2 separate regions of the Homo sapiens genome follow, and region 1 is linked to region 2. A link is a contact called in ENCODE Hi-C or POLR2A ChIA-PET data. All regions are on one chromosome and are shown on one strand. The core of a region is the stretch at or near the end of the contact, and the rest is flanking DNA. Distances in the headings are between cores, read along the strand shown. Region 1 has its middle 69 kb from the start of KLHL8. Region 2 holds the start of C4orf36 (chromosome 4 open reading frame 36).

What was found. A loop is a pair of places that touch in the nucleus more often than their neighbours do. ChIA-PET counts read pairs that join two places held with the same protein, here RNA polymerase II (POLR2A). Pooled maps may share reads with other maps.
Region 1: a loop to region 2 is called in a pooled map, with 4 times the contacts of the local background. The contact joins the enhancer-like site here to the promoter of C4orf36 in region 2. A Hi-C loop is called at or near these places in 4 of 168 maps with a recorded cell type or tissue (Caco-2, K562, MCF 10A and 1 more), 1 of 37 single-sample maps with no recorded cell type and 6 of 50 pooled maps. POLR2A ChIA-PET finds 5 or more read pairs at or near these places in 1 of 52 experiments (H1).

What each region holds. Positions count from the first base shown.
Region 1 is chr4:87,149,198-87,153,991 of GRCh38, reverse strand. No RefSeq gene overlaps it. Among named protein-coding and RNA genes, the nearest start is that of KLHL8, 69 kb to the left of the region's middle. RefSeq lists enhancers at 567-1,067, 1,068-1,568 and a silencer at 2,925-2,974. Within about 2 kb of position 2,996, at least 2 of the 41 ENCODE cell types and tissues checked have a DNase peak (open chromatin) inside an H3K27ac peak, as active enhancers do.
Region 2 is chr4:86,889,820-86,894,563 of GRCh38, reverse strand. It overlaps C4orf36 (chromosome 4 open reading frame 36), which reads left to right and starts at 2,142. Exons shown (of 5, transcript NM_144645.4): 1 at 2,142-2,381; 2 at 2,971-3,108. The coding sequence starts at 3,044. RefSeq lists an enhancer at 1,745-2,400 and silencers at 1,921-2,460, 2,671-2,730.

The DNA.
Region 1 (4,794 bases), core at 1,747-4,246, 260 kb before region 2:
ATGACTTCTTCGGTTTCTTTCATCAGTGTTTTATAGTTTTGCTATGGACATCTTTCACCTCCTCAGTTAAATTTATTCCTATGTATTTTATTTTTATGGGGAGCTATTGTAAATAGGATTGCTTTCTTGATTTCTTTTTCCACTAGTTCATTGTTGGCGTATAGAAATACTACTGATTTTTGTATATTAGTTTTGTGTCCTGCAACTTTACTGAATTCATTTACCAAATCTAACAATTTTTTTGGCAGAGTCGAGGCTTTTCTAGATGTAAGATTATATTCTCAGTGGGGAGCGACAATTTGGAAGCCTTTTATTTATTTCTCTTGCCTAATTGCTCTGGCTAGACTTCCTCTGTTTCTTTGGTTTCTATCTTTTTTATTTCTCTGGGCATTTCATACATAGTTATCTTTATATCCTGTAGCCAGTAATTCCAATATCTGAAGTCCCTTGAGGGTCTAAATCTGTTTATTGTCTCTGTTGAACTTTTCCTTATGGTATGTCATTCTTCCTGTGTTTGGTGATTTTTATTTGTAAATATATATTTAGTAGAACCTGTTGAGAATCCAGAGGTTCTTTAATTGGGAATGTGCTCCTTCAGAGAGGTTTCACATTTGTGTCTCTAGGCTAGGGAACAAAACTGACCTGGGGCATTTTAGCTTTCTTCTTGGCTCCTCCTTTTGCTATGGGTCCAGAACTTGGTCTCTCAGTCCCAGCGCTGATAATGGCATTTGTCCTCAGGGCAACTTTGGTTTTCCTGTTTAGTTACCACTCCTGCTCAGGTTCCATCTCTTATATTGGCCTTTCAGTGTCCCTGCTTTCTTGAGAGCCCAGTAAAGCATTTTTAAAAGTATATTGTTTATAATTGAACTAGGAACTAATAGTAATGGGAGAGCCCTTTGGATGATCTTGTCTTTTATAACCCCATAAACCACTACCATTCTAGAAGCCAAAGAAAAGACATAGTTTTGTCTTAATATTCACTAATTTTTCTCTTGTGTACCACTAGCCTCCTCTGAAATTTATGTGTTGAAGACGTTCCATAGACCAGGGGGCCCCCGTCCGCGGGCCTCAAATCAATACTGGTCCGTGGGCTGTTGGGAACGGAGCTGCACAGCAGGAGGTGAGCGGCAGGCCAGTGAGCATTACTGCCTGAGCTCCGCCTCCTGTCAGACCAATGACAGCATTGGATTCTCATAGGGGAGCAAACTTTATTGTGAACTGCGCATGTGAGGGATCTAGGTTGCAATCTCCTTATGAGAATCTAATGCCTGATGAGCTGAGGTGGAATAGTTTCATCTCCAAACCACCTGTCCCCACCCCTGCCCTGTCCGTGGCAAAATTGTCTTCTGCAAAACTGGTCCCTGGTGCCAAAAAAGTTGGAGACTGCTGCTTATAGACCTTAACAGAGCTTTCTTTTTTTTGAGACAGGGTCTTGCTTTGCTGCCCAGGTTGGAGTGCAATGACGTGAACATGACTCACTGCAGCCTTGACCTCCCGGGCTCAAGTGGTTCTCCCACCTCTGTCTACTGAGTAGTAGGCACTACAGGCCCGCACCACTATGCCCGGCTAATTTTGATATTTTTGTAGAGACAGGTCTTGCTAAGTTGCCCAGGCTGGTATGAACTGCTGGGCTCAAGCAATCCTCCTGCCTCAGCCTTCCAAAGTGCTGGGATTACAGGCCAGAACGAGCCTTTTGATCTCATATATTATTATACCTGAAGTTTCTTAAGTAAATTTAAACTAGTTTATAAAAGGATAATTCAGGAAATGTAAAATTACTTGGTATGGATATGCCTGTCACTTCAAGTGTCTCTCTTTGCCCTGAATATCTCAAGTTATTAGTTATTTTATATAACATCAGACCCTTAGCACATTGATGTGTTTTAAATCCCTTCATAAATATGACTCCAAAGTACTGATGGAGAGTCAGAAAATAATTGCATTCTGCTTGAAACTTTACAACCTTCCTTTTTAAACAAATGTTTCTGTTTAATGTAACAAATGTAATGGCCTTTGGCCAAAAGTAATAAAATTCTTACTTGATCATAAATTCCTAAATTTCCCTAGTCTGTTTGCAAACAGTGAGCTTTTTTCCTGTCTGAAAAGCCAGAGCTCAGGACCGAATGACATAGTGGCTATTTGTATTACATTCTAATACACAGTGCTCTAGTTTTCTTTCTTTCACTTGTTTCATTTCCCAGTACCTATTCTAATGCAGTGCTAAATCAGTGTGTTTTTTGTTAGCTTTATTGAAGTATGATTTATATTAAATTCACCCACTGTAAGTGTACATGGTGATTCAGTAAACCTGTAGCATTGTGCCAGCCTCATCATAATCCAGATTTGGAACACTTTCATCATCCCCCTGAAATTCTCATGAGCCTGTCTGCAGTCAGTCCCCACTCCTCCCCTCCTTTCTCTTCACCCTAGGTAGCCACTGATCTGCTTTCTGTCTATAAATTTGTCTTTTCTGGGTATTTCATATAAATTGAATCACACACTATATTTAATCTTTTGCATCTGGCTTCTCTCACTTAGCATAATATTTTTGAGGTTCACTTCATCCATAGTGTAGAATTTTTTATAGCTGAATAGTATTCCCTCATATGCATATATCACATTTTGTTTATTCATTCACCAATAATGGTTGTTTGGATTGTTTCCAATTTTTGTCTATTATGTGTGATGCCATGAATGTTCATGAACATATCTTAATTGACCATATGCTTTCATTTATCTTGGGTAGTTTCATATACGTGGAATTGCTGGGTTTTATTGTAACATGATTTTAACTTTTTAAGAAACTGCAAACTGTTATCCAAGTGGCAGTACCATATGTTTCCATCAGCAACATATGAGATTTCCAGTTGCTCCTTGTCCCCTCCAACACTTGATATTGCCTTTTCCTTTGATTATATCCATTCTCCTGGGTGTGAGACATGGTGTCATTGTGGTTAAATGAATGTACAGTGCTTTCAAACAGCATCTTTTTCCTAAAGAAAATGATTGCCCTCTAGTGGCTCATTCTGCACATTACACTTGGGAAAGGGGCACTAATGAGAAGTCTAAAGCTCAGAACAGGCTTGTTAAAATTTACATTCATTTCACAGCATCCCTGGTTTAGCACACTGAACACAATTTGAGTCCAGTTTCAAAATGTTTTACTTCATTACTACTATTAATAATACCCAGGAGCTGAGCTGGTTGGCTGTGGCTTTTACATAATCCCAAGAGGTACATTATAGTCAAAACTAAATTTGTGTGCTTTAGATCTTATCCACTTTATGCACTAAGATCTTTTGCTATAACAAGGGTTTAGACCTGTAGAGTGGCTAACGCCTACAAAGAAGGGGAAAAAAGGCCAGAGATGGTTATTGTTTACTCAAACCTATTACATCCTTTCAAATCAGAGCCAGAGGAATAAATCATTTTTACTAGTGGAATGAATATAAATTCTTTTTAATGAATTGGACACAAATGTGTCTGGTGGCTTGTTGGTATTTTCAGGTAACACCTTGTAAATATGCCTATGGAGAGTTGTAAAAATTTAGGAGACTAGGTCTCGGCTGCTCCTAGGGCTCTGCTGAAAGGACAGAACACTATGCATGTTTAAAAAAAAAAAAAAAAAGTTAAAACTTTGAGCTAAGTAAGGAACCTGGCCAGGGATTTACTTATTTAAGGCATGTGTATTTGGTAAGTAAAAAAAGATGTGGCTTCAGGAAATTAGGGTAGTAGAAGCAAACATTTAATGATTTAACATAAGAAGTTTTTGCTTTAAAGCTATCACTCACACAGGTGATGTCATTTATTTTTTAGAAAGTGGAGAGAATGTATATATGTGAAATTTCCCTGAGCTCTTAGGCTTTAGATTTCCAAATTACCCAACAATGCATTTTATTGTCCTGACATGTCTATGAAATCACATGTATACATGTGTGTATTTTACGCCTGAACACAGAATAGCAGAGCCTGATGGATGGGACTGCCTATGGTTGACCTACTGCTTTACTCAATTTGAGGTAAGGGGAAGGAGGGGGCATTTTTGTATGTGACATTGGGTACACAGTGATTCCACTCCTTAGTAAGTATGGTCCACTCCACTTATCAGTTAGAGGTGGATAAGGGAGTATAAAGATTAGGATAAGAGAACATTTAGCCAAGTCTAGGGGGTAAGCTTTGGATATGAGGAAGGAGATTAAGATAATTTTTAAACATGTATCAGAACCTATAAAATGTTGACACTATGAATACTGGGTTTTTTTGTTTGTTTGAGACGGAGTTTTGCTCTTGTTGCCCAGGCTGGAGTGCAATGGCACGATCTTGGCTCACTGCAATCTCTGCCTCCTGGGTTCAAGCAATTCTCCTGCCTTAGCCTCCCGAGTAGCTGGGACTACAGGCATGCGCCACCACACCTGGCTAATTTTGTATTTTTAGTAGAGACGGGGGTTTCTTCATGTTGGTCAGGCTGGTCTCAAACTCCTGACCTCAGGTGATCTTCCAGCCTCGGCCTCCCAAAGTGCTGGGATTATAGGTGTGAGCCACCGCGCCTGGCTGAATACTGGTTTTTAAAGAATTAACATGGAGGTTTTAAACTTACTCCAATGGTGCTGCCATCATTGCCCAAAGAAAACAACTTAGGTAGATACTGAAATTATCTAATAGGGACACATTTTTATCCTCTGTCTTTTGCAATTGTGTTTTGGAGCCAAGTCTGATGAGTTATTTATGTGGATAGTATTGTTTAACTCTTTGTAGAAAAGCAACCATAAAATAAATAGGATGTACCTATGCTTG
Region 2 (4,744 bases), core at 893-3,392:
TGGTGTGGCCCTAGACCTATTTCTACAACTATAAAAAGAGAACTTACCATGGAACCATGAGGAACTTCCCTTCTAAGGTGGCTTGTCCCCTATCTGGATATAACCTCAAATAACTTCTCTGTCTCTGTTTTTTCATCTCTAAAATAAAATCACCTAAGAAAGTGCCTTTCAAATTTTTTAGACCCATTGTTAAGGGCTGTACATTGAGCCTGAGCACACACACACGTATGTGTATATGTGTATATATATATGTATATAACAGAAATGAAAGTGCCACAAAATAATACCTTCTTACACTTATCTGTGTGATGTACTCTAATTTTATTCGCCATTCTATGCTAACTCATTTTTAAAAATTCCGGCCAAAGACCGGGCGCGGTGGCTCACGCCTATAATCCCAGCACTTTGGGAGGCCGAGGTGGGCGGATCACGAGGTCAGGAGCTCTAGACCATCCTGGCTAACACGGTGAAACCCCGTCTCTACTAAAAATACAAAAAAATCAGCTGGGCGTGGTGGCGGGCGCCTGTAGTCCCAGCTACTCGAGAGGCTGAGGCAGGAGAATGGCGTGAACCCGGGAGGCAGAGCTTGCAGTGAGCTGAGATGGCGCCACTGCACTCCAGCCTGGGCGACAGAGCGAGACTCCATCTCAATAAATAAATAAATAAATAAATAAATAAATAAATAAATAAATAAATAAAAATTCAGGCCAAAATCTGTAGTACACTGGTCTCACAGTCCATTGAGGGTTTCAACATTCTTTGTGGAAAGAAAACACCCACTGTCACTCCTCGGTGCTCACTTTTCATTGGTGGTAGAGCAGAAATGCTGAAGAGCGAGTGACAGTCCTCACCTTCCAGTTTCTGGGAGGCACAAAAGCACCTTTGAAAGATGGGTCAGCCCTGCGAGCCTACTCTAATCAGAAGGATCAGAAGTTGCTTGTCAGATGGAAAGGTTACTGTGTTTTATCTTTTTTTTTTTTTTGAGATGGAGTCTCTGTTGCCCAGGCTGGAATGCAGTGGCGCCATCTCGGCTCACTGCAACCTCTGCCTCCCGGGTTCAAGCAATTCTCCTGTCTGAGCCTCCTGAATAGCTGGGACGACAGGCGCGCGCCACCTCGCCCAGCTAATTTTTGCATTTTAGTAGAGACAGGGTTTCACCATGTCGGTTGGCCAGGCTGGTCTCGAACCCCTTGACCTCGTGATCTGCCCCTCTCGGCCTCCCAAATTGCTGGGATTACAGGCGTGAGACACGCGCCCGGCCCATCCACCGTGCCTGGCCCATCTGTGTTTATCTTTAAAAGTTGGCTTTGGAACTTGCCATGTGACTCTGGGCAGCCCTTTAACCACCCTGAACTCATTCGTCGGCTCCACAATTGAAATGAGTAGTATCGCTCTTACCTATTTCATAAAGTTGTTTTTAGGCTCACAATCAATTAGGCATTTATCACGTGGCGGAGAATCTCAGGGCAGGATCTTTCATCCTCAGAACAACCCTCTAAGACATAGAGCATTATCCTTGTTTTATAGATGAAGAAATTGATGCTTAGAGCAGTGACATGCGAAATCTTAAGGTTAAATCTTAAGTGGCAGAGCTAGAATTCCAAACCAGTTCTGACATCAAAACCCTCACTCAAAATGGAAATGTAAGCTCGTTTCATTTGACCGTAAGGGGTGGCCATCTGATGTATTCAAATGAAGAAATACGAAATCACCACAGCGTAATAACGGCTTTAGAAATTGATGCTGTCTTGCTCTGAACACGAACACCTAAAATATCACACGTGGGCTTTGAGCTCACTGCCTTCACCCACTGCAGTGTGAGAACGCTGGCAACAGGGCTTCGGTTCCCCAGATGTCAGCAGCCAGGACTGGGTACATTTCTTTAAATGGCGCCCGCAAACGAAGTCCAGATCGCTTGGATGCAGCCCCCTACATTGGAAAGCGTCCTTCCCAGGAAAGGTCTGGCTTACAGCCCTCTCTGGCTGGTTGGCTGGATTCCGAGAGCGCGGCCTGCCCCGGCCCGGTTACCAGAGAGCGGACCCCGCGGGGCGCGTCTCCCGGGCCCGGCGTCCCCTCCCTGGCGGGTGGGGAGGGCCCCACAAAGCCCTTTGTTGAGGCTCCCGTGTGACGCGAGGAGCCCCAGACTCGGCGCCCGCGGCGAGCGGGAAGGAGGCGTGTGCCTGCGGCGCGGCCCCGAGGCGTGTGCGCGGCCATGTGCGCTTAGCGCAGCGCGCTCTTACCTCAGTACCCCGGCCGCGACCCTCCGAGCCCCTGGAGCCCGGGTAACCAGGCCGCCGGCGCCGGCTCGCGGGGACCCGCCACCCTGGAAGCCCCGCGCACACAGCGCATTCCTGGCGAGTCGGAGGCAGGGTGGGGCCCAGGTGTGGGAAGGAGCCGAGGCTGAGGCCGTTCCCTTCTCCGCGGGCTCTGTGGGCGGCCGAGGCCCCCACCCGTCCCGGGAACCAGTTCCTCCCGGGCCCTGCGCGTCCGTCCGGGGAAGGGTAGGGGACTCGCCCCGAATCGGCGTGCAAGGGCGGGGACGCGGGAGTGGTGCTGAGTGTTTTGAATGAGGGAAAACCTGGGAAGGATTGCTCTGCTCAAAGTGCCCGGGCCGGGGCGGGTGGTTCCTGTGCAGGCAGAGCCTTTGGTCGCTCAGCACTGCCACGATCAGACACATTTTGGCGCAGCGGTGTTGGAGCTGGTTTGGCAGGCTCAGGCAAGGGCAGAGAGTGCGACACCGAAACTTTGTCTCAGGATGACGAAACTTACCTGGCATTTTCTCCTTATTCGGTGGCAAAAAATGAAAAAATGAGTTCATGGAAAAATGAAAGAGAACACGGTTTTACACTTGGGGTTCCAGTTCAATGAACACTTATTAAGGACTTTCTGACATTCAGAATTTTTTTCTATTATTTGGCTACAAAATATTCACGTGAGAGGCATTAATTAGGTGCGTTGCCATCATTTCAGGTAAAGTGAACAGAGTTATCTGTGACATTCCATCAGGCACCTATGTAACGAAATCATACCGTAATAACTCACCATGGCGTATGGAGTGCCAAGAAAGAACACAGTGAAAACCATTTTGCGGGGCAGTTGTTATAATGTGTAAGTACTATTTTTTTTTTTTAAATCAGGGTAAGCATTGACTGCGGTGGGGAGTGTCTTTGTTAAATAAAAGGACTGGACACTCTGTGCTCCCCATGAGATACTGGGCTATGTGAAGTATTTTGAGGTGTCTGGGATCTGATTTTTTTTTTTTTTTTTTTTGGCAACTGCTTTTATAAGTTAATTATCTTACTTGGTCTTTACAACACAACACTTTCAAGTGAGAAAACTGAGGTTCAGAGAAGTTTGATCAAAGTCACAGTCCTGTAGTAAGGAAATGCAAAGGCTAGACTCGGAGTCTTTTTGTTCCAAGACAGCATTTTCTGCTTCCACCCACAACTTTAAAAAAACTTTGTTTAGATACTCCACGTCTACCAAAAAAATGCCCTGGTGTCAGATGTATCTTAACAGAGCACCTAATTAGCTGGTACAAAGGGTCGCTTTTATATCCTGTATACTTTGGCAGGCAGTGGATGGACAACACATGCTTTCCAATCAAGAAGACGTGGGCTCCAAGCCTGGCCCTGCCCCCAGCTCCCTAAGGCCATCTTCTTCGTACCTTGATCTCTGCATCTGCAAGATGCATATAACAATTGGCTATGCGGTGTGGATTATAAATGAAGTCGTGTATGTGAAGTACTTGCACATTGCCTGTCATCCAGTGAACGCATAGTGAGCACGTGTTGCAACCACACAGTAGTTTTACTCTGTGGTATTGTAGTGCAGTCTTTTCCTTTCTTAAACGTTTGATTAGGCATCAGCTGAATTTGTCTTTTAAACAATATTCTGTGAAGTAAATGAGGATTCCCTACGGGATTATAAAACCAGAGCTATAAGAAATTCAGAGAAAACTCACTGTTGCATTCTGTTTAGTTTTGTCAGTTTAGTACGTATTTAGACCTTGAACTATGGGCAAGTACCATTATAGTAAGTGTCATTATTATTATTATTATTATTATTATTATTATTATTATTTTATTTGCATTGTGTATGTGCATTGCTACACAAGACACATACACACATGTATACACACACATATGTCTTTTTAACACATGGAATCATATTGAACTTTGCTCTGCCCACCCCTTCCTAATATATCTTGTATAGCCTAATAGGTAAGAGCACTAATTCTGGAGTCTGACTTCCTGGGTTCAGATCCCAACTTCACAACCAATGGCTTTGTGACCTTGGGCAAGTTGTTCTCTGCACCTCAGTTTCCTTCCTTCCTTCCTTCCTTCCTTCCTTCCTCCCTCCCTCCCTCCCTCCCTCCCTCCCTTCTTTCCTTCTTTCCTGACAGGGTCTCACACTGTCACGCAGGCTGGAATGTTGTGCACCTCCTGGGCTTGAGTGATCCTCCCATCTCAGCCTCCTGAGTAGCTGGGACCACAGGCACACACCACTGTGCCCGGTGAGTTTGTTTTATTTTTGGTAGAGATGGGGTCTCACTTTGTTGCCCAGGCTAGTCTCAAACTCCTGTCCTCAAGTGATCCACCTTGGTCTCCCAAAGTGCTGGAATTACAGGCATGAGCCACCATGCCCGGCTGGAGATCTTTATTTTTTATCAAGACAGGGTATCACTCTATCACCTCAGTGCAGTCTCAGCCTTAGCCTCCTGGGCTCAAGTGATCCTCCTGCC